4 separate regions of the Homo sapiens genome follow, and all the other regions are linked to region 1. Evidence: chromatin loops called from intact Hi-C (ENCODE). Cell type or tissue: heart left ventricle. All regions are shown on one strand. Region 1 has its middle 100 kb from the start of LINC01031. Region 2 overlaps LOC124904475 (a long non-coding RNA gene). Region 3 overlaps LOC124904475 (a long non-coding RNA gene). Region 4 overlaps LOC107985242 (a long non-coding RNA gene).

What was found. Hi-C counts contacts between places; a loop is a spot of excess contacts. Peaks named below come from ENCODE experiments on the same cell type or tissue, not always from the same donor. Only the 100,000 strongest peaks of a DNase experiment are listed, where the experiment ranks them.
Region 2: a loop joins it to region 1, with 10 times the contacts of the local background. A loop is called at or near these places in 3 of 110 quality-filtered maps.
Region 3: a loop joins it to region 1, with 2.2 times the contacts of the local background. A loop is called at or near these places in 5 of 110 quality-filtered maps.
Region 4: a loop joins it to region 1, with 4 times the contacts of the local background. A loop is called at or near these places in 27 of 110 quality-filtered maps.

Annotation. Positions count from the first base shown.
Region 1 is chr1:193,403,454-193,411,453 of GRCh38, forward strand. No RefSeq gene overlaps it. Among named protein-coding and RNA genes, the nearest start is that of LINC01031, 100 kb to the left of the region's middle. In heart left ventricle, a CTCF peak has its summit at 3,558 (motif pointing right); DNase peaks (open chromatin) are centred at 5,437 and 5,698; H3K4me3 peaks cover 755 bases; H3K27ac peaks cover 1,958 bases.
Region 2 is chr1:193,655,357-193,663,356 of GRCh38, forward strand. All of the region lies in intron 3 of LOC124904475 (a long non-coding RNA gene), which reads left to right. Among named protein-coding and RNA genes, the nearest start is that of LINC01031, 350 kb to the left of the region's middle. In heart left ventricle, no CTCF peak of the experiment used is centred here; a DNase peak (open chromatin) is centred at 225; H3K27ac peaks cover 811 bases.
Region 3 is chr1:193,578,001-193,586,000 of GRCh38, forward strand. All of the region lies in intron 3 of LOC124904475 (a long non-coding RNA gene), which reads left to right. Among named protein-coding and RNA genes, the nearest start is that of LINC01031, 280 kb to the left of the region's middle. In heart left ventricle, no CTCF peak of the experiment used is centred here; a DNase peak (open chromatin) is centred at 3,532.
Region 4 is chr1:194,291,260-194,299,259 of GRCh38, forward strand. The region is part of intron 2 of LOC107985242 (a long non-coding RNA gene); the gene reads right to left. It overlaps LOC105371670 (a long non-coding RNA gene), which reads right to left. Exons shown (of 3, transcript XR_922390.2): 2 at 1,094-1,169; 3 at 1-121. Among named protein-coding and RNA genes, the nearest start is that of LINC01031, 990 kb to the left of the region's middle. In heart left ventricle, a CTCF peak has its summit at 4,628; no DNase peak of the experiment used is centred here.

The DNA of each region.
Region 1 (8,000 bases):
TAATTTTAAACTTATTTCCCTATTTTAAAATCACAAGTAGTTGTTGTAATATACTTTGCTATTTTACACCTCAATGCTTTTGTACTTGCTGTTACTTTTGCTTGAAATTTCCCAAGTTATGTTTATTTGTGATGGAAGACTCATCCCTGGTGTTATCCCTGGAAGATGATTTAAATGCTAGACCACTTCCAACCCCACTCAGATTAGCTGCTTCTTTTTTTGTGCTCATATACTGTAAGTTTACCTCCTTATCACAGACCTTTTTACATTGTATTATAAAATTGATTTACTTGTCTGACATCTCTTTTACCCCTCAAGACTGTAACACTTGAGGTCAGGAAGCACATTCTGTTTAACATTGTAGTCCAAATGACAAGGATAGTGCATGGCACGTAGTTGCTCAACAGTTCTTTATTTGGATAATGAATAAACTAATAAGATTAATTCAACTTAAAAAAATAACAATTAGCCTTTTGGTTGGCTGACAGAGGAATATAACTATTCTACAGTTTTCTCTTGGTATTGTTGGTAATGATATTTTACCAGAAATTTCCAGTAATAAAAAGTTATTGGAAAAGCAATAAAATTCTAACAATATAAAATTCCAATGATAAAATTCTAACAATTCAGAATTTTACAGGTCTTTGGGGTGGGGGATGTACAAACATTATTCTGAAATAAAAAAGCAAAGCTATAAATGCATCACATATTTGGGATTTTGAGAAAGCAATTGACTCTCTTGGGTTAGACCCCAGTTAGCTGAAATTTTGATTGCTTTTGAAAAATAAAGCCTTTCTGATAACAGATGTCTAATTGTGTCTGAAACCATTCATTTTGGTTGTCAATTACTGTTATGCAAAATACTATCCCCAATCTTAGTGATTCATTGTTCTGTGGGTTGGTTGGGCTCAGCTAGTCAGTTCTCACTTGGGGTCATTCATGCAGTTGTAATGAGATGATTGTTGTTGCTGGAATTATTTGAAGGCTTGATTGGGTTGGATGTCTAAGATGGCTTCTTCATTTACTTATCTGGCATCTCACCTGGGAGTGTTGGGATACTGTGGGCTGACTTCCAGGTTTTTCTGTCTCTAGTATGGCATTCTTAAGATAGTTGGGCCTGTTACACAGTAGCTGGCTTCCCTCAGCGTAAACATCCCGAGACTCAGGTGGAAGCTGATGGCTTCTTATGACCTAGCCTCAGCAGTCATGCAGAATCTTTCTGCTATATTCTATTGGTCAAATATGAGTCACAGGGCCAGCCTAGGTCCAAAATGAGGGAACATAAAGGCGTGACTATTTGGAAGCGTGGTTAATTAGAAAGCCACCTTTAGAGAATAACTACCATTTGACAAATTTTATATGGAATGTGATATTCTTCCATTGTGTAGAATACCATTCTACAAATTACGTATCTTTTCATAATTTCCTTTGGCATAATAAATGTTTTAACATTTTAAATGGTGTGGTAGGCAGAATAATGGCCCCAAAGATGTTCACGTCCTAATCTCTGGAACATATGAATATGTTGGGTTACATGGCAAAAGGGAATTAAGCTTGCAGGTGGCATTAAGATTGCTAGTCAATTAACCTTACGGTAGGGAGAACATCCTGGGTTATCTGCGCAGGCCCAGTGTAATCACAAGGGTCCTTAAAAGTAGAAGAGGGAGGCAGAAGAGGAGGCAGAGTTAGAAAAGGAGACGTAACCATGTAAGCAGTTAGAGCGATGAGATGTGAGAAGGTCTTGGCTTTCCTTTGCTAGTTTTGAAGGTGAAAAAAGGGGTCCATAAGCCAATGAATGTAGGAGGCATCTAGAAGGTGAATAAGTCACGGAAATAGATCCTATCAAAACCTACAGAAAGGAAAACAGCTTTGACTTTGGCCCTGTGAGACCTGTGTTAGACTTCCAACTTATAAAACTGTAGGATAATAAAATTCATTGTCTTAAGCCACTAAACTTGTGGTAATTTGATATGGGAACAATAGAAAATAATACAAAAGGCAATGGAAACTTGAGAACAAATAGAAGGTATATCAGGCCTATGTCCCATCCATGTCATGCATATGTTCACTCCCTGAACAGTGTAGAAAATGACTCTTTAGTCCATCAAGGACCTTTAGTTATGATGTAAATGAAGCAATTTCAGGATGCTGGACCATTTTTATAATGTGGACAATGCTTTCTAAAAGGACATTTGATAGTAAAAGTGATATAAGAAGCTAAGGTACAAAACTTATGATGACTTCAGACAGAGTTACCCCTAAAATTCTGTGTTTTATAGCCTTTTCTCTACCTCAATCATTTGGGGTTGGGAAAATTAAATATTTGGGTTAAATAATCAAAATTCCTGGATAAAAACCCTTTATTCTTTCAAGAATAAAAATAAATCTATGGTATGCTTTCTTGTTTTGGTCAATTAAGGTGCAATTAAAAAAATAAAGCTCCAGGAAGGAAGTGTGCATAGGATACTATGTTATCTTTCAACCTTTTAGAGGGAGGGAGAAAACATGTCAGCTAGTTGGATTGTACTGAGATATTTGCAAAGTCCATCAAAGGTGGTAGGGCTAGATGGATCAGGAAAAATTCCTTCTTGATAAATTTTGTGAGAAATAGTCTGTAATCTCATGGACCATTATCTCTTTATGTGTATTAATTTTTATAGAAATCATTATCACAAAATAATATGTTAATATACAACAAAGGAGAAAATCAATTTGTGAACAAATCCCATCTATAATTCTACTATTCAAAGATTTACCTCTAATCCTTTGGTTATATAGTTTATACCTTCCAGATAAAAACACTCATAATTTTTTAGCAAGGGTGGTATTATATATTATTTTATTGTAATTTTAACTTGATTTTAAATTCAACATTATTTTGCTAACTCATTTCATTTCAATAAATATGTCATCATTATTATTAATAAATTTTATTGAGGTAAGTACATGTATAGGATTTACCATCCTTACCATTTTTAAGTGTACAGTTAAGTGGTAATAACTACATTTACATATCTCTATATATAATTTTCCCTTCATCATCCCTCCTTCTTATCCTTCCTGGCCTTTGGTAGCCACCAATTTAATTTCTATCTTCATGAGATCCACATTTCTAGCTGCCACATATGAGTGACAACATGGGATATTTGTCTTTCTGTGCTTGGCTTATTTCACTTAACATAATGACATTATTATTATTCTTGATGGCTGCATTGGTATTTCACTATATGAATGTACCATAATTTATTTAATCAATTGACATTGTTTGCCACTACACACTGTTGCTCAGCAATGCTGGAATAAACTTTCTTGCTCATAACATTTTTGAGCCTTTGTCAAATTTTTTTTTTGGATACTTTTCTAAAAATAGACTTTTAGGATTAATGTGCATGCATTTTAAAGCATTTTGATATACTCTACAGTTATTTTATCAAGCGAAAATTTCTGTTACCGTAAAGGACATTTTCCTGATCCCTCCTAGTTATTTGATCATTTTGTTCTCGGTAACATAAACAACTCTTCTTTCACATGCCAACGTGTGTCTTGGATGACCACTAGAGGTCGTCTAACAAATTAAATATTTCACTTGTGGCTCACATTTTTCAGTCAGAGGTTGACCTTTGTGTAAATCAGAGAGAAAAATAGTCTAGAGTTAATGCTTGCTAACTCCAATAACATTTAACATTAAAGTCAAATCTCTTTCCTCCCTCCACACCATCACCCACTTTTTAAAAAATGCCTTTGTGTCTGTGGATAACTCAACAGCCTTTGACTGTATTTTCTCTGTAGTAGAGAGGTTGTTTATGGCTTATTTGGAATATGTTTCTTTTTCTTGCACTTACTTGTTACTTTCACATATTTGGTCTCTTATACTTACTTAGTTTATGCCAAACAGCAAATCTAAGAAATCTTGAAGTAAAAATGCCTGTAAATTATTTTGAGCTGTTTTATTAAGGTGGTAGTTTTGCTATTGCATTTCTCCTGCCCCTCTATAATGATGTAGACTATATATGGAGGTACCAGAATTTAAGCAATTGGCATTGCTTTGTTAATACATTTACATCTTGATGAATATGCCATCATCATCATCATTTTTGGAGGCTGCAGTAATTACATGTTATAACCATTTAACATTGGTTTAAATATGTGAGAATTATTTCTTTCTATGCGCTATCATTCTATACATACGGGAAATAAGACAGAAAAGATTACGCAGCAAATATAAACGATTAAAAAATTTAAAAAGTTATGTTCTAAAAATCATCTATGATTTGTTTGGAGATAGGTTAGAGGTGACAAACACCATCTGTGATGGTAAGTTTTATGTGTTAATATGACTAGGCCATGGGATGCCCTGATGTCTGTTTAGATGTTATTTCTAGGTATGTCTATGAGGATGTTTCTGGGAGAGATTGACATTTAAACTGGTAAATTAAGTAAAGCAGATGGCCCTCCCCAAAGAGCATCATTCAATTCTTTGAGCGCCTGAAAATAACTGGATGGGCATCATCCAATTTTTTTATGTTTTGACAATGTCTAGTTCTGTCACCCAGGCTGGAGTGCAGTGGGGTGATCTCTGCTCACTGTACAACCTCTGCTTCCCGTTCAAGCAATTCTCCTGCCTCAGCCTCCCGAGTAGCTGAGACTATAGGCGCACGCTGCCACGCCTGGCTAAGTTTTTGTATTTTAGTAGAGAAGGGGTTTCACCGTGTTGCCAGACTGGTCTCGAACTCTGAGCTCAGGCAATCCGCCTGCCTCGGCCTCCCAAAGTGCTAGGATTACAGGTGTGAGCCACCGCACCTGGTCGGGCATCATCCAATTCTTTGAACACCTGAAAAGAACAAAAAGGCAGAGGAAGATTGGATTTGTGCTCTCCTCTGCCTGTCTGCTTGAATTGGACGTCAGTCTTCTGTCCTCGGTGCTCCTTGTTCTTAAGCCTTCAGGCTGGGTCCGGAGTCTACATCATCGGTCCTCTGGCTCTCAGGCCTTTGAACTACACCACAGGCTTTTCTGGGTCTACGGCTTGCAGATGTCAGATCATAGGACTTCTCAGCCTCTGTAATCAGTGAGTCAATAACTTATTGATATAAGTTATCTCTATAACCGTCTGTCTATCTATCGATCTATCTATCTATCTATCTATCTATCTATCTATCTATCTATCTATCCATCCATCCATCCATCATCTGTCTATCTCTCTATCTACCTAATCTCTATAGGTTCTGTTTCTCTGGAGAATCCTAATTCACCATTTAAATATACACTTGCTAGATATAGGAACATTAGTTTGTATTTGGAACATTTAGATAGTTATCCATATATCAACAAAGTTGTTATAGTGATCAAGGCAGCAGTGAGCCTCCTATTTTCTTCTCTGTCAGACGTTTTGTCCTACCAAACCCATGGCTGGAATTGCTCCAAAAGTGGCGGCAGGGGAATTTCTGCAGGGAAGTTCCCCAAACCATCCAGAGATGGGGCTGGTTAAGATTCTAAAGAAAGAAGCACTAAACGCCAGGGTGATGAATCTAAGGAATTTATTAGGGGAACTTACAGAGCGCTGCTCCAGTCCTTGTGGCGGACAGTGAGAGAAAGGGGCTGTTCTACCTAGGTATGTCTGAAATGAGGGAGTCATGTAGGAAGTTTTTATCAAGGGTTGAGGAATTTGGCTCAGGGCCCGGGGCCAGTTTCTTTTAGTGTTTTGAGCAACAACCTAGATAACTTTTTCAGTGTCTGGAAATGTTCAAGGCCGTGGTTTCGGTTCAAGCCTGCTGGAAAAAACTGCAGCTGGCGAGGTCACAGAGCAGCCAAGGCACTTCATGATTTGGGGTCAGGACATAGAAAGAAAGGGTGAGGGTGAGTCTGGGGGAACCTGCACAGAAGTAACAGGTTTATCTAAATGGTATATGTAATATAATGTAAATTATATGTATTTTTTGTTATAGTTACATTTTTATAGCACACACATATATGTAGACTTCATGTTTTTTTTAAGGTTAAAGACTTATGATAGTTGGTAGTAAGCTAATTTTTTCATCTTCTTTCCCTGTATTATGTGGAAGAGATTCTTTAGCAATCAATCTTTTAAGATATGGACTCCTTTTTAAAAACACACAATAAAATATCATTTTCCTAGAATCATTCAACTTCTCACTTCTTAATTCATATCCCATTTTCCTCCCAAACAATAAAAAAATTCACATAATATCGTCTGGCAATAATTTCTTGGAAGGCCTTTCATCATGGAAAAATGCCTTCAGTTTGGGTAGGTGCAGTGGTACAAATAACATTTGATTTCAGGGTGACCAGAAAACTATCAAACTAAATTGGCTGCTTATTGAAAAACACTCCTTGTATAATCTTTTTTCCTTACCTATAATCTTGTATTGGCAATGGCATAAGTACTGTGAAAGTTCTTCACAGTTTTCAAGCCTTTTGTTCTTAGGACACCTTTAGACTCTTAAAAATTATTGAGGCCCCTGAAGAGCTTTTGTTTATGTGTGTTATACCTAAGTATGTTTAGTAGATTCAAACTAAAAACTGAGAATATCTAAAAATATGTATTGATAATTTATTTTAAAAAATCCCATTACATGTTAAAATAAATAACATTTTAATAAAAATCTTATTTTCCAAAACTAAAAAAAAAAAAAAAAAGAAAAAACACTTTAGTTAGACGAGTGGCATTGTTTCACATTTTTGCAAGTTCCTTTAATGTCCGGATTAACTGAAGACAGCTAGATTCTGATATCTGTTTCTGCGTTCAATTTCTTGCAATATCACTGATCATGGAGCCTCTGAAAAACTTCGCTATATGCTGATGAAAGAATGAAAATAGAACAGTCAAATAGTATCTTAGTATGATTATGAAAATAGTTTTCACCTCATGGACTCCCTGAAAAGGTCTTAAGGACCCACAGGGGTTCCAGGCCATACTTTGTGAACCACTGTGATAGATTATACAAATGTGGCTATCCTTATACATCTTTATTGTAGAATAAAAACATTCATGAGAACCATTATTGCAGAGTGGTATAGGAGTGTTACAGTCTAGGGTTTGAAGAGCAGCTCTGCTATTCAGTTGTTTTGATATATTGGGAGAGTTAAACTTTTAAACCTCAGTTTCCTCATCTGAAAAATGGGGATAATAATATGTACTTCATGGGTTGTTTTTAAGGATTGGTATTCTTAGATACCTTCAATCTTTTGTGGTTTTAGTTATTATAAAGTTATTACTGAGAAACTGATGGACTTTGGGTATATTGATAAAGGACCCTTTCTGGTCCTCCAAAGTGGAGAACCTGGCTCTGTATTGTAAATTCAGAAAACCAGTGGATGGCAAAAAGATATTGTGGCACCTCTATGTAAAATTACTGCCACCTACTACTACTAGTATTATTCTATGTTATAGTGAAGACACTGAGGCTCACAGCGGTCGAGTCACTTGGAAAAGACCAATGCCAGCAGGAGAGGTGGAATGGTAATCTGCATGGTCCACCTACAGAATCCACACCTTTAACTAGTACCCTATACAGATTAACTAGTACTCCTAACTAGTACCCTCTCTAGGTAGTATTTTAATTGTCATACTACAGATTTTGGAATTTAAATCTAGAGTTTAATTTTTGTCATTTTCTGAGTACATTCCATATTATAGAAAAATTATTAAAATTTACCCCCATTATTAGATTTACCATGGGGCCACTGTTAAAAATAAGGGGTATCTAATGTGAAATTTTTCAGTCATTCACTTGTAGTTAGTCACAACTTCAAGTATTCATGAATATTACCATATTAACTTTAGTTATAATTGCTTTGCTTTGCATCTGGTCTGACTTTGTCAGAATCTCATGTTACTAATTGTATGGATGTGTTCTATGACGTTCTTTCCATAGAGTTTCTCACCTCCAATTGTGTAAGAGGTCTACTTTGTTTTTTTCTAACTAATACCTAATACAAAAATTTTATGTTTATATTTATGTAGCAATTACATGGCTGATTCG
Region 2 (8,000 bases), 250 kb after region 1:
CTGGGGCCAAGTAATAGGGTTGTTTCAGGATCTACAGCTGGTACAGAATTTGGCTGGCTTGTCATCTGAGGCATGGGTGTGTGTGATTCATACCAGATATCTTGGCAGATGTTTCTAGTGACAAGACCAAAGGCAAGTGTGACTATAGCCAAGTACACAGGGGAGTGAGGTCAGTTCCTTGTCTGTGGCTGAGACTGCCGTTGGCAAGCCTGACACCTGGGTGTGGGCCTATCCTATCAAAACAGTCCTCTTCAGTATTGCATTCCACTAGGGATTTGCAACCTCCTGCCAGGCTCCCAAAGCTCTCACAAAGGCAATTTTGTCCATAGATGACTGCCAAGTTAACACTGCTATAGGGGGGTGGGGCATGAGTTGGGGACTGTCTATTCCAACATCACCTCCTTTTCTTTTTTTTTTTTTTTGAGACGGAGTCTTGCTCTGTGGCCCAGGCTAGAGTGCAGTGACATGATCTCGGCTCACTGCAAGCTCTGCCTCCTGGGTTCATGCCATTCTCCTGCCTCAGCCTCCCGAGTAGGTGGGACTACAGGCGCCCGCCACCACGCCCAGCTAATTTTTGTATTCTTAGTAGAGAGGGAGTTTCACCATGTTAGCCAGGATGGTCTCGATCTCGTGACCTAGTGATCCACCCACCTCAGCCTCCCAAAGTGCTGGGATTACAGGCGTGAGCCACTGCGCCCGGCCACCTCCCTCTCTTGAGAGACTTTTGACCAAGCTCCAAAGACATTGGTTGGGTGTTGCTGTTGTGGGTGGTGTGGGACACAATGTTTAAATGAAAACCCAAATGATGAGTAGAAATTGTCAGATGACAAGACAGGGAAAGAGAAACCTAATTTGGGAGGATGTCTGTGGGCAGAGATGAGGCTGGATAAGTAAGAACTGTTGTTTAATTTGATAGAAAATTAACTTCCTGAGATAGCTGGACAGTTTGTTCATGTGTGTCCTGGCATGCTGCTTCTTCCTTATGAGATGAGAAATAAATTTCTAGAATAGACCCTGGCCTGGAATCTAGCTTAGTTCTTTAATGAATAAGATTTGAAGGTAGGTAGGAATTGGTTTCTACACAGGGTCCTAGGAAAAGGAATTGGTATCGTTGTATCATTCTGGTAAACAAATCCTTCACCAACATAGGTCCTAAAGGATATTTAACAAGAGGGGCAAGAAAATAAGAGTCTGAGTAAATTTCTTTTTTGTTGTTGTTTCTTCATTAGACTAACTACCTGATTTTCTTTAGGAAAGTCTTGATTTCTGTTAATCCTTGGCTTATTAGATGGAGTGTTCACCTTGCTCTGCTACCTACTTTCATGGTGTATTTCCCTTCCTAGCAAATTGAGAAGGCTTATGCCAAGACTCAATTTCTAACAGGAAGTTTATTATTCTCAAGGGAACACACTTTGGGGAGAGAAGCATTATATTAAAAATAATGGATATACTTTCTCATCTTGAAACATACTTATGAGCCTCAAGGGCAAAGTAGAGGTTCCCTAGAAGAGAGCTACAGAAATGAAGAAGAATGAGGACTGAGCTCTTTCTGCGGGTAACCACCATTGATGTATTGGCTGTAATATGGAGCCAGGTTGACATTTTGTTTTAAATATTTTTCTTCTGATGGGTTTAATTTCATTACATTTCCTAGCTCCACCCATGGGCACTACGTTTTATGAAGTCAAAATGAGTCAGTAACCATCTCCCTATAAACATAGCAAAAACTGACAGACACTAGTGTTGGAAACATTTTCAGTCCTGTGATTGTGGTTTGAGTTTTGGATGTAGCTCACAGTAGATGGACCTTGGTAGCCAGGAAGATAATAGTATTTTTTATGAATCAATAATGCCTTAGTTTACAAGTCTAGTTTTAGGTCCTTATAAATGTGCTTAAAAAGACAAGATACAGACTGTAAAGTTGAAAAAGTTAATAACCCAATTTCAGTTCTACTTGTGTCAGTTATGAGCCACATGATCTTGGAAAAATAGTTTATCTGAGCTTTAGATTTCTTATCACTAAAGTAAAAATAATTTTAAAAAAGCAATTGCTGTTTATCTCGCATTCACCATGGGTCTGCTTGTATTCTAAGTGCTTTACAAATATCAACACATTTAATTATAAGAAAATTGTGAGATAATATTATTATTTTTATTTTATTGATGCAGAGACTGAGGTATCACAAGGTAAATCACTTCCTCAGTGTCACAAGAAGTAAGGGGTAAATGGGAGAGCAGGCAGTCTGGCTCACATCTATGTATGTTTTTAACTACTCTAATGTTAATTATGCCACCTTAGAGGGTTTTATGAGGATAGAGGAAGATAAAAATATTTGCACTCTTCATTTATTGCTTAACAAAAGTGCACATGGTTGATACGTGAGGTCTTATCAGGAGCGTGAGCCATTACTTCCTGAGATAGCCGAATAGTTTGTTCATGTGTGTCCTGGCCTATTGCTTCTTCCTTATGAGATGAGAAATAAATTTCTAGAATAGACCCTGGCCTGGGAATCCAGCATAGTTCTTTAATGAATGAGATTTTAAGGTAGGTAGGAATTGGTTTCTACATAGGGTCCTGGGAAGAGGAATTGATATCGTTCTGGGATGGTATCATGGTTGAACATGAATGTGTTATGTCTTAGGATTTGCCTGAATATATGGCCAACACTTTTTTTCTCAATCAGGTAATTATTTCCTTGGATGGTCTACTATTTTAAATAGAATGAAAAAGAAAAAAAGTTGTAATTTAGGATAGCTCATAGAAAGAAAAATGTCAATTCCTTAAAATGGATGTGAAAGAGAAAAAAAAAGTGAGGAATTTGATTTATGGACTGAATCTGATTTATGCACTGAATTATCCAGAACAGTCTAATCCCTGGAAAAAAAATAGAAACCTCGGTGACTCAACACAATAAAAGCTTATTTTGCACCATGGTCTGGTATGGGACCTTTGGGGGCATCTCTTCTCCAAGCAGTGACTTTGGAATTCTGGCTCCTTCTATCTGTGGCTCTGCACTCCCCTAGGTCCTTAGAAGAGAAAGAGAGTGGGAACATTTTATAAGCCAAACTTATCAGTGGCTTACACTGTTCTGCTCACATTTTGTTTATCAGATCTCAGACACATGCCTCAACCTAAGCATAAGGGAGACTGGGAAATGTAACCCACCTCTGCCAAGGAGAAAAAAAGATACAGTTCAGGGGACTACTTATTAGTCTGCCACAGGAAACTAAGCTCAATAATCAAAGAACAAAAGATAGCTTAGTTTCTCTGGTAGATCATATTTTTGGCCCTAATTATTTATTCTTTGATTCCCTCTGAGAGATTAGACATTCTCCCCAATTTCATGTAACTTGCAGAGTCCCCAACTGTGGAAGGAATATACTTGCTCTCTCCATTGAAATTAAACTTGCTATGCTACTTGCTTTAGCCAATAAGATGCAAATTATACCACTTTCTGGCAGAAACTTTAAGAGCCATTGAATTTTTGGCTACTGCTCCTTTTTCTGTGCCATAAGAACAGCATGTCCCCGAAAGAGCTGGTCCTTCAACCTGTACTCTGGAATGAGAAGACCTGTAGAGCAGAGCCAAATAGAGCTGAATAGAGTAGATTGGAGCTGCAGCAGCTGCAGCTAACCAACAGCTTCCAGTATAAAGCAGGAGTTAGGAAATCAATGCTTGCTCTGAAAAGCCACTGACAATTTAGAGTTATTTCTCATATCAACAAATTGAACTAAAAAGTCTTCATTTGGCATATGAGTAATTCCATTGCAGGTAAGAACATTAAAGTTGGAGCAGTGCTGATGAGTAAGAGATACAAACCAATCTTTATTTTTCAGAGCTGACTCTCACAATTGATGTTAGTTTATATTTGAGGTATGTAAAGGCCCTCTACTTATTCTGCAAATAGTCAATCAACTAGCCATGTCATTCTCCTCCAACTGCTTTATTTCTAACTGAAATGAAATTTCTAGCAATAAGGTCACTAAGTAGTCAGAAACTAAACATGTTGTTAATAATGATAATTATGTACAAATTATCATTCTAAGAATAGGTAAATATTATTAAGGGAGAGTGAGAAGGCCTGGGAGCAGGGATTAATTACAGACAGTCTTCCAGTAATTTAAGAACAAATATGGCCAGGTGCAGTGGCTCACACCTGTAAGCCCAGCACTTTGGGAGACTGAAGCACGTGGATCACTTGAGGTCAGGAGTTTAAGACCAGCATGCCCAACATGGAGAAACCTGGTCTCTACTAAAAATACGAAAATTAGCTAAACGTGGTGCATGCCTGTAGTCCCAGCTACTTGGGAGACTGAGACAGGAGAATCACTTGAATCCAGGAGGCAGAAGCTGCAGTGAGCCAAGACTGCACCATTGTACTCTAGCCTGGGCAACAGATCTATTTATGTCTCAAAAATAAACAAACCCCACACATAGTAAAAATTGCTGTAATATTTTTAATACCTTGGGATATTAAAAGCAAAGTTTTGAGCAAGTAGAACAAAAATAGTTATGTTTTAATAAAAGAAGGAGAATAGGACGTGTCAGGGGCATATTGAGGACTAGCAGGCCTGAGTAGAGCTCTGAGGACTGCTGGGGAGGAAATGGCACAAGGACTGGGGGGTCTCTGGATTGGGACGGTGGGTAATTAGGAAGCTATTGGGGTATAAGAGGAGTACTTTATCCATAGTTGGCCCTATTTACCATTGTTGACAGATTTTACAAATAGTTTGAACTATATAGTGATAAAACTTGGATGAAAATATCATAAATTCATTGGCTATTGGTTATATAAATGGAATCATTACAATGGTTATATAAGTAGATTTGAGATTTGCCATTAGTTTTTTTTTTCTTTAAAATATTAGGCTATACGCTATAATGTAAATTGATGTTTTTCTGGCATATTTGTTTATTAAAATTATGTTGTATAGTGTAGTTACATGTTTGGGCATAAGCTCGGATAGGGTATAAGGTTTAGATGAGCACTAGGTCATCTTAATGATATCACATTTGGTTTGAATTGAATGATATTCTGATGTTGGGCAAACTTTAGGTTTGACCCTGGGTGATGTTAGTGGTAGGTTTCTTTTACTGGTTGCAAATAACAGAAAATCCAACTTGAAGTAGCTTTCATGATAAAGAAAATTTGTTGTTCACATCACTGAAAACACTAGAGCCATGTCAGGTTTCAGGCTTGGTTTAATAATAAACTGGCTTTGACTCGGTTTCTTTGTGATATTGTCTCAGCTCTGCCTTGTGTCATGTGTCTGCTGTCATCTTAGGCTGGCATCCTAAGTATGACTGCCAGCAATAATCTGGGCTGCATGCTTCTTCCTTTGCATTCAGGAGTAGGAGAGTGATTGCTTTTCACACTAAACTAACAAAATTCTTCAACTTTACTCTGATTCTTCCAACCTGAACCTGTCATTGTGTCCAGGGTAAGCTCAGGTGCCAGTCAGGTTTTGCTCACTTCTGAAGCAACCACTGTGATAAAATGAAGGAAATTGGATTCCTTGACTTACGCTACTCAAACTACATGGCTGATACGCAATGGGGAAAGGGTAGTTCCTTAAAGAAAGATTCTTAGGTAGTAGGCAGAGTGGGGATAGTTCTTGGGTAAGCAACTGATGAATGTCCTGTGCAGATGACATGGATTCTGTTACCAACTCTTACTTCCAGGCTTGTTGAGGGAAGTGGAACAATTCAGGGCTTCAGAGACAAGCCCATCTGCATTCTGGCCTCATTTATGTCACATACTAGTGCATAACCTTTACAACTCTTATAAACATCAATGTTCTTATCTGTGAAAAAGAAATTATCAATATTTTCTTGACCTCTAGACATCAGTGCTTTCCAGATTTGCCATTAGCTAATGAATAGCAATAATGTAAAATGTAAGATGCATCTCAATTTCAGCAAATGTAAAATATTTTTAACAACAGTGAATCTTGGATCTGAAGATTTGGTAGTGGTATGGCTTGACATTGAGGTTTGTTTTAAAGATTTGCTAACATGGCATGTGGTAGGCAAGAAAATATTGCATTATTATCCATCTTACTTGGGCCTGGTTAGTTATTTTGATGGGGGTTTATCACCTTGGTTTCAGTATTAAATTTTTCTCAAACTGGACATGAGTATTTGGGCAAGCATTTCTGTGCTTTCACGTATGAAATGAGTGGTTTGGATTGGATGATCTCTAAGTTCTTCCAGTTTTGTAGCTGTGAATGCTGGCACTAATCCACATTCCTACAACTAACCTGAAATTTAAGCAGCCTCTGAGATTTAGAGGGCAAATGGCTGAATGGCCTTTTCCTTCTAAATTATGCTCAGTGTTGGCCCACAGACCCATGAAAGCCAAATCACCTCTGTCTGGTTTGCAATATTGCTGGCACCAAGCAACTCACCTTTTAACAAACCAATGTGGAAAACTTCCAGTGCATCTGCCACTCTAATTTATACTTTAGAGGATAAGGCTGTCTGGAAAGACCATGGAAATGACTAAATTTATTCCCATTTGTTCAATTACAGTGTCCCTTTTAGAAAAGTAGTTTTGTTGTTCAAGATTTGAGTATTCACCCTTGTTCCTGGAAGAGGCATATGCTGTCCATAAGACTAGCAACATGAAAGTAGTTAACACTTTGACAACATCTGCAAATTTTCCCCTAAACAATTTTTCTAAAGAAGTATAAGTCAAAAGTCTGCATGTCAAAGACCGCACTGCTCTAAAGATTCTGCTTTTCTATTTATGACCAAAAGTTCAATGGTAAGAGGGAAAACTGTCCATTTTTTTCTAATCCTTTCCTCATCCCATTCGTTTTAGATGTATGACCACCTTCCTGCTAAAAATGAGATGACTCATCTTATTTCTCCATCTCCTTGTTGATAATGAGCCCTGTTTTCTAGCCATGTAAGAGCCATGTAAGAGCAAGTTAGGCCCTTTGGGAAGTGGAATTAATACTTTTAGGCCAATAATCTCTCAGTAAGTGTAATCAAGCAGCTATTCACCAAGGATTGTACATAACACAACTTTGTAAGTGTACTGAATAGCTCCTGAAGAGTTAATTCTTCTGGAAAAGGAGAGGGGAAGAAAAATATTCACGATAACTATATCAAGTCTTTGCCAGGCATTTTCACATATATTAATGTATTTATTCCATAACAGTATTAGAAAATAAGCAGGATTATCTCTATTTCTGTCTGAGAAAGTGGAATTTCAGATGGAATATGAAACCCAGGGCCAATAAATAAAAAATCATAATCATAAGCATGCAAATTTGGCTACAAAGCTTTTTATGCTCTTCTTAATGCACTGTGATAATCTGAATTTTCATTTTACAAAATTGTGCATTGATCATTGTAATAACAACACATTGAATATTTACTCTGGGTCAGGCATTATGCCAAGTACTTTACATGCATTATTTCATTCAATTCTCATAACAAACCCTTCACTTTTTTTTTTTATTATACTTTAAGTTTTAGGGTTCATGTGCACAACATGCAGGTTTATTACATATATATACATGTGCCATGTTGGTGTGCTGCAACCATTAACTCGTCACTTAACGTTAGGTATATTTCCTAATGCTATCCCTCCCACCTCCCCCCACCCCACAACAGGCCCCGGTGTGTGATGTTCCCCTTCCTGTGTCCATGTGTTCTCATTGTTCAATTCCCACCTATGAGTGAGAACATGGGTGACAAACCCTTCGCATTATCTTTATTTTGGAGATGAAGAAATAGAGCTAGTAAGGAGCACAGTTTCTATTCTCTTCTCTACACTGTAGCCAGATATTTTTTAAAAGATGAAAATCTGATTATGTCATTCTCTTGGGTGAAATGTTTCAGGGGTTTTCCCTTCTCACAGGTATTGTGTTGTTCGACCCCAGCTGGCTCTCCAATCCCTTCTTGCTTCACTTCTCCCCACAGCTCTTTGCGCTGCAGCCTCCCTTGTCTTATAGTGGGGTTCCCTCTTGCAAGAACATTCTCCTCCCCA
Region 3 (8,000 bases), 170 kb after region 1:
GTGAAGAGATATTAAAAAAAAAAAAAAAAAACCTAAACACCAGAAGTCAGCCCCCGCTTGCTTCTCTGGTGTATTCTACTCTTTCTATCCTCACCAACCTTTGCATTTTATGCTGTCATGCTTCTAAAATATTATTTTTTTAACCACCTATCAAACTGCCTTTAATTATATGATTTTTTTATGCTTAGAATGTTCTTTCTGCCCTTTTTCATCTGTCTACTTTCTATTCATCCCTTAAGTCTCAGTTTAAGTATCTTCACCCCTAGGAAACCTTCACATTGAACTAAGCAGCCCTCTGAGTTCCAGGAGTCCCAGCCCTGTATGCATAATGTGAAAATGATCTATTTGTAGTTCTTTCTCTTTCTCCAGACAATAAGCTCTTCTGGAACAAGGAATCTCTATTCATTTTTGTATCCAGGCTTTCACATAGTTTATGCTTCATAAAAGCTAAGTCTGTAATTTCTTACACAGATCTAAATTGAATATTTTAAAAGACTCCAAATATTACCATCCAACAGGATTTCCAAATTTATTCACAGGATAACTTCAAAAGATGAAAATATGCTCCCACTGAGAATATTAAATAGAATATGGTGCGTACCTCAAAGGCAATGCCAAAGGGCAATTTAAAAGAAGTTTTGAATATTGCTTGCATTGGTACAGTAAACAGAACATCTCCCTCAGATGAACAATTTGAAGAAGTAAACAACCATTTGGATATATGTTTGCTAAAAAACATAAAAATCTTATGTTTTAGTATTCGTCTTCCAAAAGTAATCGTACCGACTTTCAAGTCTAAAGAAGTGTGACTTGGAGTCTGTGACAAAGTAGGGCTCCAATAGAGCAAGACCAAATGGAGAAAAGGGCAAATTTAATTATTTAAGAATCCATGAATTATGATCATAATAAAAACCATGAGCGTCCCTGAGGTTGTAATCAGTCTAACATCTATTTTTGAAGGCTTTTCCTTTTCATCTGCCTTTTGTCTTTTGTTCTGTCTTTTGTCCTTTTATATCCCCTCCTGGATATCTATCTATCTACCTTAGCGGTACTATAACTCCTACTTGAGCAGGTGTGACATCCCCTACAGCATTTAGAAAAAGATTTGTTTAAGAGGACAGGTACACCTGCAGCATGTTATTAAATGAAGACTGAAAAACTAGTGAGAATGTAAATCATCCAACAAATTGTGCATCATTAATTCTCGATGCCAGCTCGATGTAGGAGAACGAAAATCTGTACCTCCTACCAAGTGTGCTGTAAAATTTTTCAAATTTATTTTGATAGATCTGTGTTGCTGTAAAACACACAGGACCCCAAACTCTTAAAAATTAAAAGCATTACAGAGGATGAACTTAATGACAGCAGGGGACATTCTTAGTTTTCTTTTACATTTTACCGGAGTACATACATTTGCTGGTAAGAGGCATGGTTCTCAATTATCTAAAAAATGAAAATAGGATAAAATATTTGACAAAACTAGAAAAGTTCATATGAACCTATTTTTGCTGACACCTAGAAATCCCTCACTGATGTGAAACAATTGTGCTCACTGCCACATCTGTAGATTTCTGGTGCTGTTTTGCAGCTGAGTGTTTAGTGGGAGATCTGCTGGATCAAAGCACAGCTCCCTTGAGATAGAATAACACACACATTCTGTGTTGCAAAGACACAGGAATTTTGGTGTGTGTGTGTGTAATTGTCCATCTTTAAAGGGACTGAGTTTTCTGAGGCTACTGCTATATGACCCTACATGATTGGTAGTTGGGAAAAATCAGCTAACTGGTTAATTTCTATAGATCAAGCAGTTGTGGTGGCTTTTCTGATCTTTAAATCTTTTATCTAGTTGTATTGATTGGGATTGATTACTGAAGTTCTCATATAAGACATCTATTGTATATTGTGGGATGTATAGAATCATAAGAGTGTGGTAAGTAGTAGGTTTTCTTGGTTTAATGTCTTTGTATAAAGAGAAAAGACTCTGGGTTTTAGTAAGAAATAACCTCTCATTGACTTTAAGCTGGTTTCCTTAAACTCAAACCTCATTGCTTAAATTTTCATAGGACTTACATTGTCTGCCGGGTTCAGTTCAGGGTCTTTAATAAGAACTCTTCTCACATGAGGAAACTAAAGTGAAAACAAGCTAATTAATCTCCAAATTATATCCTGAAATGAAAGCAGATGCACGTTACTGCAAAGCATATCTTTCCTTGGTCCTCACTGAAGTTGCCTTAAGGAGAGGCGTGGAAGAGGCCACTATGGCAATCAATGAACAAAATCATCTGTAATTTTAAATGGAAACAAATTGATATCCCACATGAATGGTTTTCTTTTTCCCTGCAATACAATCTTGACATATTACAGCAATATCTTGAGGAGTTTATTTTGGGGATTAAGTACAAATAGCAATGCAAACCTGTAACCATAGTCTAGTGCCCAAAGAGACCACATTTTGTGTTGAAATAATACACAATAGAGAAAGCTGAATGGGTAAAATAAAATCCTTCTTTAAGAAAAATAATCTCTTCTCTGAGTTATTAAAGTTTGCAGCCTCCTTGGTTTTCGATGAGCTTATTTAAAATCTACGGGGGGAAAATTAGCAGCTTAAAATGCTGACAGCATGAAAAAACAGTGAGAAATACTCGATTCTTCAAGGAGTCCTTCCTTCACCCCCCAAATAGTTTGATTTTTCCTATTTATCTCCTTTGTCTTTTGATAAAAAGAAAAGAACCCTTTGAGAGGACAATTTTGAGGTCTTAATCCATACTTCTTTCCAGTTTATCTTTTACATTCAAAACAAACACCTTTAAAAGAATCCTTTTTGGTCTGGTAGTGCTAAATGCTAAGCTTAGGTATCAGCAGCTAATTAGCTTCACATCTGGGGGGATTGTCAATGAACTCTATCTCCTGAATATTTATTTATGGATTTTTAAAGAAAAAGCTATTTTCTGAAAACTGGAGCCTATGGAATATTCTTGCATCACGTCAGTTCAATAGGAAGGGTGGTGTATGTTGGTTCATCTCAAACCTACCTTACTGTAGATTCAAATAATAAAACTCAGTGTCCGCATTGTAATGAAAGTGTGCCATATTGATCTCACGTTAAATGTTGCCTTTCATTTCAACATCTTAATTGGCTTCTACTTTTGAAGAAATTTCACTTTATGCTCTGCAAATCCTGTGCCAGCTCTAATGTTCTGAAAGCTCAGCATCCCTTTTGTTTGCTTGTTGGTGTCCCTGTGTGCTATCTGGGGCTAGGAAAGTGTGCTGCCTGTGTTTTAGAGAACACCCAGAAGTGGTGAATTGCTACACAAAAGAACCTGTATTTCTGTCATGGTGGGACTGCATGCCTTATTACAGACCTGATTATTGCATAGGGTATTACTGTACTGCTTTCTCTACCACCATCACTACCTTTGCCAAGGCCATTGTCAGTATCTTCATTGCCTCCTGCACATTTTACACTGCTGCTTTGCCAACACCACCACCACCTGTGCCAGTGCTGACTCTCCTACTAGGACCGTTGCTGCAGTTTCCAACGCTGTCACATTCCCTGCCACCCCAGCAGCTGCCTTCACTAGTGCTGTTGCCAACACTGTCATTAGTATCAACCCTGCTGCTGTTCTCTTCTCATACTGAGGGACCTCTCGTCTTTTTCTGACTTTGACAGAAAAGCAAAAATCAGCATCAAACTGAAAAACAAACTAGAACAAAATTGCTCCCTGGGGTTCACATAGCCTCATTACTATTGTTTCTACTATTTCTCTGAGCTAGAAACTGAGAATTCAGGGAATCTCAGGATTTTTTAGGTTTTTTTTCATTTGTTTTTGTTTGAGACAGCATCTCATTCTGTAACACAGGCTGGAGTGCAGTGGTATGATCTCGGCTTGCTGCATCCTCTGCCTCCCAGGTTCAAGTGATTCTCCTGCCTCAACCTCCCAAGTAGGTGGGACTACAGGCACACACCACCATGCCTGGCTAATTTTTGTATTTTTAGTAGAAACAGGGTTTCACCATGTTGGCCAGGCTGGTCTCGAAATTCTGATGTCAAGTGATCCACCCACCTCAGCTTCCCAAAGAGCTGGGAATTCAGGTGTGAACCACCTCACCTGGCCTAATCTCAGAATTTCTATAATCCTTTTACTAGACTTTGGCCATGCTTTCACACCAGCCTGTGGGAAATTGAGGAGGGTAAGTACAGAAGAGAGACTCAGAGGAATAACCTTACCATTGAATGAGTTCAATTAATCCCACATAAGCTTGAGATACATGTTTATCCAGGAAACAGGGCATTTGATATTCCCCCCACTGATAGAGGTGCAGGAAAAAAAGAACAGGAGGTGGTAGATAACACAACTATGACCAGGAGGGGTTCAGGGAAAATACTATGCTCAGGTAAAACCAATCATTATTGGGGATTGATTTTTGGGAGAAGACTGTGAAATTTAAACTCAAACTGAAATTTTCAAGTTGTAAAGTTGACAGAGATATTAACAGCAGTAGGAAATCCAGAAAGAGGAGCAAGTTAAGACATAAGTAGAGCCAGAGTTTAAACCTGTTAGTTTTTTGTTATCAGTGGAACTTAAGTGTAAATATATCTAAGAGGAAACAGGAAATGCATGGAGAGGCTAGGCTGAAGATACAAATTTGGGAAAAATTTAAACAGGTGATGGCTATAACTAAGAGTGGGCAAAACTAGGGAAGATAAAAAGGGAAAATCTGAGCAGACAAATGAGGACTTCTGTATTTATGTGGAAGAAGGAAGGACACAAGTGGGCAGAAGAGAAGAGTAAGAATAATAGAGGTAAAGTTGAGATTGTAACATCTTGGAAATTATTAGGGGAGGAGAGAGTTTCAAGAAGAATGGAATGGCCATTATCAAATCATGTGTAGGCATCGAGAGAGAGAACTGTATTTGATCATTAAAATGTCACAATTCATTCTGAGACTGCCGTTTTACTAAAGCAGTGTTGACCAAATTCCTGTTACAAATAGTTGAAGAGTTGAGTTGACAGATCTTATCCACTTGTATCATATATTACTCTTACAAAAGGTTTCTCAGGGTGCTTCTTCAAGGACATGCTGTAAGGTTATAATCATATGAATGTGCAAAGATGAGAGCCAGAAATTTTTATTGCAGCATTGTTTGTAATAGAGGAAAATCAAATACGTAATGGAAATAGCCAATACAGAGATTTGGTTAAATCCTCATCAGTCAAACAAAATGCAACCATTTTAATGAAAAAGATTTACTTCAGTTGATGTGGAAAGGCATTTGTGATCAATATTGGTAAATGAAACATACATTTATAGTATATGACTGTATTAGTCTGTTCTCATGCTGCTAATAAAGACAAACCTGAGACCGCATAATTTACTAAAAAAAGAGGTTTAATGGACTCACAGTTCCATGTGACTGGGGAGGCCTCACAATCATGGCAAAAGGCAAAGGAGGAGCAAAGTCACGTCTTACATGGTGGCAGGCAAGAGAGAGTTTGTGCAGGGGAACTCCCCTTTATAAAACCATCAGATCTCAGAGACTTTTTCACCATCAAGAGAACAGCACAGGAAAGACCCGTCCCCATGATTCAATTGCCTCCCATCAGGTCCCTCCCACGACACGGAATTGTGGGAGCTACAATTCAAGCTGAGATTTGGGTGGGGACACAGCCAAACCATATAAATGACCAATTTCATTAAATATATTTGCATATATATTTTTGGACACCATAAAATAATGACACTGTTTATTATTGGATGGGAGGATATCAATTGATCTGATTTTTTTTCTCTTTAAATTTTTGTATTTTTGAATCTAAGTGAAAAGTGGCTACCACTTTTGTAATTAAAATGGGAACAAATGCAAGAAAGGATAGAGAAAATGGTGACTTGACATGACTTCAAGGTCAAGGAAAGGATTTGAGGCTAAAGAATAGGGCGTGGGTCTAATAAAGAAGAAAAGGAAAGGAGAACAAGGGAAAAACTTAAAGATCCAATGAGAGGAATAAACTGAATGAGCAAGATTTCAGAAAATCTTGCAAAATGTTAAGATCATACTAGGCTTTATTCCATAGAAGGCAAATTCTGAAGTGGAAGGAGGAAGAAGATAGGATGGCTAAATGTATAGAAAAATGTGTACATATATAGATGAAAAATTCAGATAGCTCAGGTCAGATGGACTACTACACCTTTTAAAGAAAAGGTCAAGGTGAAGTCTGAACTAAAGGTAAGAGGATATGCATGGGGAGCTGAGAAAAATGGAGAAATTTTTGAACAATCACAAAAATGTAATAGTGACACAGGGAGGAAAACGATGAGTGAAGAGTGTCAGGAGTGCAGCGGCAATGGTTCAGCCTGAATTTGCAGTGTAAAATTTTGTTTTAATTCCTGTTACGTGTTAATAGGGTTAAAGCCAAGCTTCTAATCTATGTCAGTCTTAGAGTCCATGAAAGTGAAGGAACACTTCCACACTAATCATGAATGATATTGAGCTGCAATTGATCCAAGCAGTGTTTGGGAATTAAAAAAAAATGTCTTGACAAAGCTAGGTGGAAGCATAGATACAGTTACTCACGTACAGAAACTATCTGTGTCATCACAAAATGCATTTTCAAGGACATAAACACAGTCCTGATGGCAGGCATTTTATTAGGCCACTAAGTTCTTTAAATTTTCTATAGCTTTAAAAATCAAACTTGCCTGACCAAGTTTTCTAGCCTTCTAGCTTTTCACATGCTTGCAACACTTTTATTAGCTTGAATTAGGGCTGGCTTTGCCTTATGCATCCGGAAGAGCTGATAGAAAGATGTTTCTCCTGCTCTTCCTAAGGGATTCAGGTTAGAAGCTTCACACAAGGGCCTTTTCAATATTTCTGAATTATTTGAGAAAAATTAAGCTGATCTAAATATATTGATAGGCAGTTATTCAGCTGGTGGTGCACTTTTTCATTTCCTCTCAGTTTAAATGCACAGAATTGCCTTGGAAGAAGTACTGCATTATGGAAGAGCTAAGACTGATAGTCCAAAGTCCATTCTGTATTGTAAATGGAAAGGAGGTAGACAAGGAAACATAAAGATTAAAGAAAAGATGGAATGACTTTTTTTCATTCTGTCGAATGACTGTTTATATTGGGCAATACTTCAGGCTTGTAGGTTCAGCTTGAAAGTTCTTCAAATCAGAGGAGCCACTTAATATATAATAAAGAACAGTATAGGCAAGTCATTTATAAAAATGAAAACATTTTATATCTGCTTTTTTACAGAACAAGTTTCTCACTTCTGAGACATGGCTTTTTTTTTTTTTTCCTGAGATCAGGGAAATATGAACTAGGGGAGCTCCACATCTAACAAATGAAAGACAGCAGAAATACATCAGTTTAGTTTGTTGTGATATATATATATATAAAGCTATAAATAGGCAATTACAAAGATGTATTTATTTGTATCTATGGCAGTTATCGATCCCTGATTATAATATTCTGCCAATAAGATCATAGGCTAATTCAAAACTCTGACCACTTTAAATCAGAAGCACTTCCTAGCAGCAATTTTGGGCTGCAAATACAAAATACATTTTTTTTACACAGGGTGCTCATTTATTTTAATCAAACTCATTAACAAAGGTGTTACAGTAATAAGTCCTGTTTTAATTTTGGTTACTTGATGCCCAGAGTAAATTGACTTTCTCAAGTCACAAGTAAATTTGAGCAGCTAGAATAAGCAGTTCCTTTTGGGATGGCAGCATGTCCGTCATCACACCCTCTGGTGCTTCCTGCTAACTTTTGCATTTTTTCTAAGGATAGTAGTGAAAGAAAAAGGAATAGCAAGCAGTAAGGTGGACAACATGTAAAGATGTTAAAGGGCTCCAGAATTGTAAGAAGGCCCAGGCTCAAGGTCTCCTAGAGCAAGTTAGTTTCTCTGAGGCTCAGTTATTTTTTGTCTGTAATACAGGGTAGCAAGTAGTAACTGTGTTAAGATTTTTGTCATTTTTAACTATGTTGA
Region 4 (8,000 bases), 890 kb after region 1:
AATGTGTCATAGGAACAAATGTGGTGTTCCCTCTGAGACAACTACACTCCCAGGTGCCTCTTCCAACACATTTTCGTTCTCTTTTTATCATGGCATAGACAATTGTCAGCACTGCTGAAAACTAAATACAGAAAAAGTTGGTTGAGGTTATACTATTCCTTTCATGCTACAATGATGTAACATCATTAAGATCAAAGGGAATTGTTAACTTTCCTCTAATAATAAAAAACACACAAAAATACTGAAACCTTGGATAGGCTTACGAACATTTTAAAAGGCAGAATAACTTTCCCTTACTCAGGATAAATTTTGCCTCTTATCTCTAAATATTATCCTACTGTTTGACAAGAAATAAAAAAATTACTAAATCTTTCACATCCCATATTTTACTGCTGTCTATATTTTACATTTGATATAAACATTTTACAGCAGGTATTGTACACTGAAATTTGGATTCATTTATCTCATAAAAAGGAATACAAATGATGGATTGAAACACCCTGGTATCTAAAATTCTAAAAACATTAATATTTTTACTGAAAGTTATAGATTATATTAACACCAGGGTATAGTCAGTGAAAATACTCCCTACAGTTTAGTGTCAATAGTCTGAACAGCAGTCAGTTTTCCATAAAACATGAAAGCCAACAAATTCTGTTATTGGGTAACAAGCTGATCTAAGCCTAATCTATAGTTATTTACTTGAATGGTACAAGTGGATAAAAACATGTAACATCTTTTAAATGCTTATAAAAAATTTAAAGATAAATGCTAGTTTAATTATAGTCATATGCAAATAGGTTTTATTGTTAATACTGAATATAAAGTATAAAAACATAAATTATAGTCTTATGATAGAGACAAATGTCAGCCTTAATTGATGACACTCTATAAGCAATTTTCTGCTTGTAACATTTGTTTTAATTTTCTCACACAAATAACAGAACTTGCATTCATATAATTAAACATACATGGACTATTAATATTTTTGACATCATCTAGGGAATTTACTTAATTACGCTTCACTCTCTAAAACGTGTATTTACTGTTAAATTCTGAAGTAAATAATAACATTCAACAATATTTTCTATACCTCTGGAATTATAAATCCAGGACTGAAAACAACCCATGGAAGCTTGATCATCTCTCAGGAAAAATGTTCTGTAAGTCTGGAATATATACAAGTAATATTATCAATCACTAACTGTAAGTAAATAATTAATATTATTGTAAGGGCTATTATTTAATCTTTTAATCTACATATAGGATAGGTGTTTCATTTAACTTATAAAAATAATTATATAAAAATAAGAATTATTACTGCTTATACAAATTTTGAGGCTTTGCAATTCTGCTGCAGTAATATGGCTAAAAATAAATTGTACAAAGAAACACTTAAGGACATATAATGTGAAAGTATATGTGAATACAGTCAGAAATATTCTGGTAATGACTAGATATACGAATTTAGAGGATTGTTTTCCTCATCTTGTTAAGGTTTATTTGTTTATTTATCTTTATTTGTATTCAATAATCTTTAGTCCTAGAAAATTTTAGGGGAGAGTAAAAGAGAGTAAAGACATCCGTAAATTGTATGATTCATACTATGACCCAAAGACTGAGATCATCAGATATTGCAGAGAAAAAAAATCTTTTATTGAAACCCTCAAATAGTTTAGCCACAGTATAAACTGTAGAAGATGAAATGATGAACAAATATTCAATGCTCATACCCAAAAACAGGGGTTTTCAAGATTATTATGCTTCAGGATCACCCTGAGGGTGTGTTAACACACAGATCACTGGCCTTCACTCCATGCTCCCTCCTCCTGAGTGTCTGATTCAGTAGGTCTGTGATAGGGCCCAGGAATTTGCATTTCTAGTGAGTTACCAGTTGCTGCTAGGATAGAGACCACATGAGGGTCCTCCACCCAGGCTGTACAGTAACTCATCTCCGGAATATTTATCCCCTAAGTTCCTCGCATAATTTATTGTTGGGGAAAGCACTGTTGTTTTCTGAAGCTCTCCATATGAAAGGGCAGTCTCCAGGAATTATGTAAAACTTGAGTTGGGCATTGATATACGGATTGGGTCCACAAAGTTTTAAAAAAACACAAGAGGATATTTACTGATAACAATTACAGTTACATAGCATTTTCAACTTATAATGTATTTGCTTATGCTTTTTCTTGTTTAACTTTGGTCTTTACAACAACTCAATAAAGGAGGCAAGTATTATAATTTCTTTTCTTTAGAAAAGTGATCTGAAGCTCAGTAACATCCTTAGTTCATAACTTTTGTATGCATGTTTGCATAATTGAAATGAAAACATTCTGGCTGCAAGTTAAGTGATTATGGCTGTATACCCTATGCACCATATGCTTATTATGTCTATGAAACAGTAATGAGGCCAACATGGCCAGAAAGACTCCATTAGGCAGTAGTGAAAAAAATATGTAGGATATTTGGATAAAAGTAGATATGCGTAGGGTAGGACAAGACTATGGAATGTCTTGAAATCAAGTTAAGGAATTTGAAAGTTGTAGCAATCAATAAAATCAGTGTAAAATACTATCCTGCAACAGAAAGACGTGCAAATCATACACATATATAATATCTTACTATTTGGAATCTATTTTCTACTAACTTCAGGAATTGACTCACTCCAAAGCTGTAAAAAGAAAACAGAACATGTGTTTCTTCTAATTGGTACAGTCAGTCTCATTACAAATCCTGATCCCCAAAGTAGGAGGCTGGCGGGGGTAGAAAAGGAAAAGATACACAACTAAATTCCATGCAAGTTTTCATTCCAAGACTATTTTCTCCTGCTCTTCATTTTCTCATTAGGCATTGAGAAAAAAGTGTGGTCTTCTTGGCTGTGGGAGGCAGCATGGCTGGATCTCATGCTGGTTGCTGTGCTTTCTCTGCTGTGCTCTGTCTGGCCCAGCCCATCTGAGACACTGAGAGCTGTTGCTGAGGGCCACTGGCCTAACCACCACCTCTTCCCAGGCAAATGCACATTTGGACTGGTGTAACTTGTGGCCTGTTCTCTTTACATGAATAGTGCTGACCAACCCCTTCACTCATTCCTCATAGGTACTGTGGGCCCTACTAATGACTCTCTCACTTGGCTTACATAAGCTGCTCTCTAGCTTTTAGTAAAACATTACTATTCTTCATGGTAAAGACATCTGATAATCGTCTCCATCAGAGAAGATGACATCTTCCTCTTTGTCTTTCAGGAGATGTGCTAGGTTATGTCCACTTAGGAAGCAGGACCCAACATAGCACTAGACATACAAAAGACTTATTGGGGGAAACAACTGGTTGATGATAGAGGAGAGAGGCAGAGAAAGGAGGGTGAGCTTGCAGATCATGATGTGTAGGTTTGACCCCTGTGAAGGAGAAGGGAAGGAAGAGTTGGTGTGGAGAGTCTCAGACTGTAATGCGGTTCTAAGAAAATTTCTGCCAGTCATATAAAGAGTCATTGAGCTAAAGTCTTCCATTGGCAGAGTTGTGTGTCTCTCAGAAATTAGTCTGCATTATTACTACCAGCATGCCCAGTTGTTGGCTAGAAGGAGCCCAGGAAGGGTGGTCTCTATTTGAAAATGATGGATCCGAGGAAGGCAGCAGCAGTGACTATCGATTTTACCCCAATAATAGAGAACTGTGTGGTCTATTTTCTCGGCCACTGTAGGCGATGCTTCATACAACACAAATCTACTTCTATATGCAGGTTTTGGAAGCAGTTACTTATTGGGAGAGGCAGTTCACCATATCCCCCGAGCATTCCTGTATGTCCTTGTCAAGTGTGCCAAATTGCAAATGGCTAACCACTGTCTGACTGTGAGCAGTTTCTGTATCTAATTATGTGGCAACCAAATAGGTGAAGACCAGCACAGCATGGCTACTGTATAACTGTCCACTCACTAGAAAGGAAACTGTCATTTTTGCTGCCTGCCACAAAAGATGCTAGGTCTTCGGCCCTCAGTTCTTTAGCTGCATCACAATGCACTCTTTTAGTCTCATCTGGGATACTGAGATACCTTATGAGACTTGGAGAAGGGGAGAACTGATATAACCATGTTTATGTTTCTGCTGTGAGTATTAATATGCAGACTTCCTATTATTCGCCAAGTCTCACTGATGCCTTTGGAGTTGTGGCAAGCTTAGTCCTGCCTTTGTCTTTGAGGTTGGAGCACTTTCCTGACAGACACAAGGGGAGGGTTGTTGAGATATACAAACTTTTTTTTATTTTTCCCAGAGGAGAAAAGACAAGGGCCTTATGTGCCAGTTTCAGTGATATGAATTGCTCTTGCTCAAGTGTTGGAAGACAGTGGATGGGGCAGAATAAGTGGATCTTGAGTGCTGCACTAGTTAATAAATAGGAGTAAGTAAATAAATAGACTGAAAGGTAAGAGGTAGGATTGAAATAAGCAGCCCAAATGGTACCATGATTTTTGCTTGTTCTCCTATAAAAATGGAGACCGGGAAGTACTCTGGTCCAACATCAGGAAGGGAAATATAAACTACCTATGTCAAAAGGCAGGTGCATTTGCTTGATGTGTCTGGGGATTTACATAGGCTATGTCATAACAGAGGTTCCTCCATGGAGATTGGTCTCCTCCTACTGGAGGAACTGAGAAGTTAACTGGTTGCCCTAGGATAAATTAGCCTTTCAGCACCTCTCCTACCTGGCCCTGAACCACCACATCCTGATTTACTATCCTTTAGGGAGATTGTATAATAAAGGTAGATCCAAAGTCCCTCCAATTCCAGAGACCAAAAGCTTTAGTCATGGTAGGGACACAGTGGGGCAGGAGGGAAAGTGGAGTATACAAACATTTAAGGCTTTGTTTGGATAACAATGCTCAAGTGGCTGTATAATCCGGTTCTCTTGAGAGGACTGGACCACACATTCGATTTGCTATATTTGGAAAAAGAGGTATATGAGAGAATGGAAGTATCTGTATCTATATCCATCACATTTACTGTGCTGCTACAGGGAACTTGAAATGTCTTGTTATTGTGCCATTAATGAGTGGGTTAAGATGTGCAAGTGAGACTTCTTTCAGGGATGATTTGATGATATTATGATGATTGGCTCCACTAAAACCCAATAGTTCAGGGGTGACTCATTCATTCTGAGCCCTTGGAAATCACGTCTTTCTCAGGCTAGAGTTGTTATACATACTCATTCACAGTTATAAAGGAGCAAGGGACTACTAGGAGGCAGCCAAGTCAATCAACTGAAGTGCCTACACTTTCTTTCCCGAGTCATCTTTAAAAACAGTCCTACCTTATTGTGGTGATCAAGGTTAATTACCTTGACAAGATACTGACTCTTCTTTTTGAGTGCTGGTCCCAGAACCCAGGCAGTCAAAATTTCTCTGATTTGTCAAGACCTCAATGGCTTGTCCTTAATGAAACCTTTGCTGTGGTCCCTGGCAAGAATATGATCCAAGACCTTCAACCTTGCAGAATCAAGAAATATGAGGATAAAATCATGCAGTGAGTCATTGGGACTTAACGGAAGTGGGGCTACTTCTATTCCTACTCCTTGCTTTCTGCAGTGATCTGTTCTTCCCATTGAGGACAGAACACTATATGGGCGGGTGGTGGGTGGAGTGTTCTTTGACTTAATGGATATGCACAAAGGATAAAAATCCATCCTTGGAGAGTGTTGCCTCTGAGTTGGTGCTCCAATTCTGCCTCTAGAAGAATACTTCAATGTTCTTGGAGGATAACTAGTGGAGTGTGTGGTATATGATATAACCAGTGGATCTCACAGTCATGGGCCAACTCACACACCTCTGCACCATGAAGTGGGTTGCCTGTTCAGATGCTATTTTGTGTAGGATTCTGTGACTGTGCATGAGGCATTCCATAAGCCACTGAATAGTGTGCTGACTGGGGTTCTTCAAGAAGGAATGTCAAATCCCCACACAAACTGCTGGCACATCAAAGACAGAAAGGTCCCAATGTAGCTGACTTGCTGCCAAGTGTCATTTTAGTTTCCTTGAAATATAATGTCATGTTGACATAGCTACATTGGTCTCTGTTGCTGACAGGTTGAATCTTTAGGAGCGGCAGAAGCTACTCAACCTTTATAAATGGGAATTAATGCTGATGGGCCTATCACTGCAACCAGGGCCATTTTATTGATGTGCCATTTCACCAGTTCCAGCGCAGCCAATGATGAAAGCTGACTAATGTCAAGTAGTCAACACATTTGAATATTTCATCGTTGAGTGTCTCTTACGTAGTGAATGTTTTCTCATGGGTGTTAAAATGTGATACAAAAATCTTCACACTTTGTATACATTTCCATATGTCTGTTCATATGCTGCTACTCCAGACCTCCTTCATGTCTGGTCTCTCGATTGACATTACCATTGGGTATCTAGTAATCAATATAAATTCTCACCTTGGGCTACATATTTTTCTGAAAAAAAGTGAATGACCATTTGCCCTGGTTATCACTCTGTCTACAAGGAGGATTTTTCCTCACTGTTGTCTTTCAAGGCAATTTTTGGAAAAATGACATAACGAAGCAACAGTCCATTTTCAACTGATACCCACACATAGAGTCAATTAATGATAATACAAACGCAGGCCTTTTTTTTTTTTTTTTTTTTTTTTTTTACCTAATCCACCTGATAACAAGATTTCTCTCTGCTCATAGGATAAGCCAGGGGAAAGGAACTGGGGCAATTGTGGTGGGTGGCATGGAGGTCTGGGCTACCTGTGATGTAGCCTATGAAGGAGAAGAAGAGGGAAGAAGGATTGGATGGAAGAGTCTTACATCAAAACGCAGTTCTAGGAATGGTTCAGCCATCCCCATGGGGAGTCCTTGAGTCAAAATTGCCTGTTAAAGAGTAACATTTCACAGAAATGGGCCTGTATTCATAGCCTCCATAGACATAGTCAGACTTTCAATTCTGCTGATTTGATTGCATCAATTCCCTGATGCAATGTACAGGGAGCATTGCATCAGAATTGTGTATCTATATGTCACACTCTGGATGCTAGACTTGACTTGCTAGTGGTCTATCAGCCTCCATGATGGAATAAAGTCACCCTGCATAGCAGGCTCTTCCCAAGTTTACATACAGAAAGCAGGCTAACATCCATCCCTGTGCTCTCAGTTTTCCTTTCAGCCTTTGAACCCACTTCAGACTCTCAGTCCTCCAGGGATCAGCACACATATATCTCATGAGCTTGACCCTTTCTCCCTTCACAGTATCCTCTGGGACTATAAATTATTGGCTTTTTTATTTCTTTCTCTTATGATTGGGGCTTTTAATATTTCATATTAAATTGAATTCTTACTCAGCTTAACATCCTGGATTTATTAAATTTATATGACCTAATCAACAAAAAGTTTCTTTATATGTCAATGGAAAGTGAAAGTTTTAAAATCTTCTGAATATGCTTGGTTTTCAAAACAATTGTCATGAGATGATACTCTAGCAATCCAAAGGTGAACCTATTTTTTTTTTACTTCTTTCTTTTTGTAGTCCTCCTGTAAATCCTATTTATCCCTGAAGCAAATAGTTGCCTCTGGCCGACTAAAGAATAATCCCAAACAAAGGGAACCTAAAATATAAAAGTAAATATTTTTCAAAAAATATGATCTTCATTATGTAGTCCTGACAAATAAATGACAAAACAAAGCAAAGGATTATAAGTGTCAAAAGAGAAAGCAATCTAACTGGGGAAAGCAGTCAGAGAAAGATTAACAGCCCTACGAGTTTATGGTTTAAGTGATTGAAGACTGAAAATTTTAGCCTTCCTGTTGTTATTGTTGAAGGGGTCCCATTAGCCTGCTGAAGATAAAGTGTGTGTAAAGACAGTTGGTGAGCAATAGGAAAATCATATTTCAACCATATGTCCATGATGCACACAGCCTGGCTTGTACATCCCTGAGCCTGAATCTTGAGCATGGGTCTTCTTTGCTCAGGCGTTGTCACATGGAAGTATTTAACCTGTGGAATGAG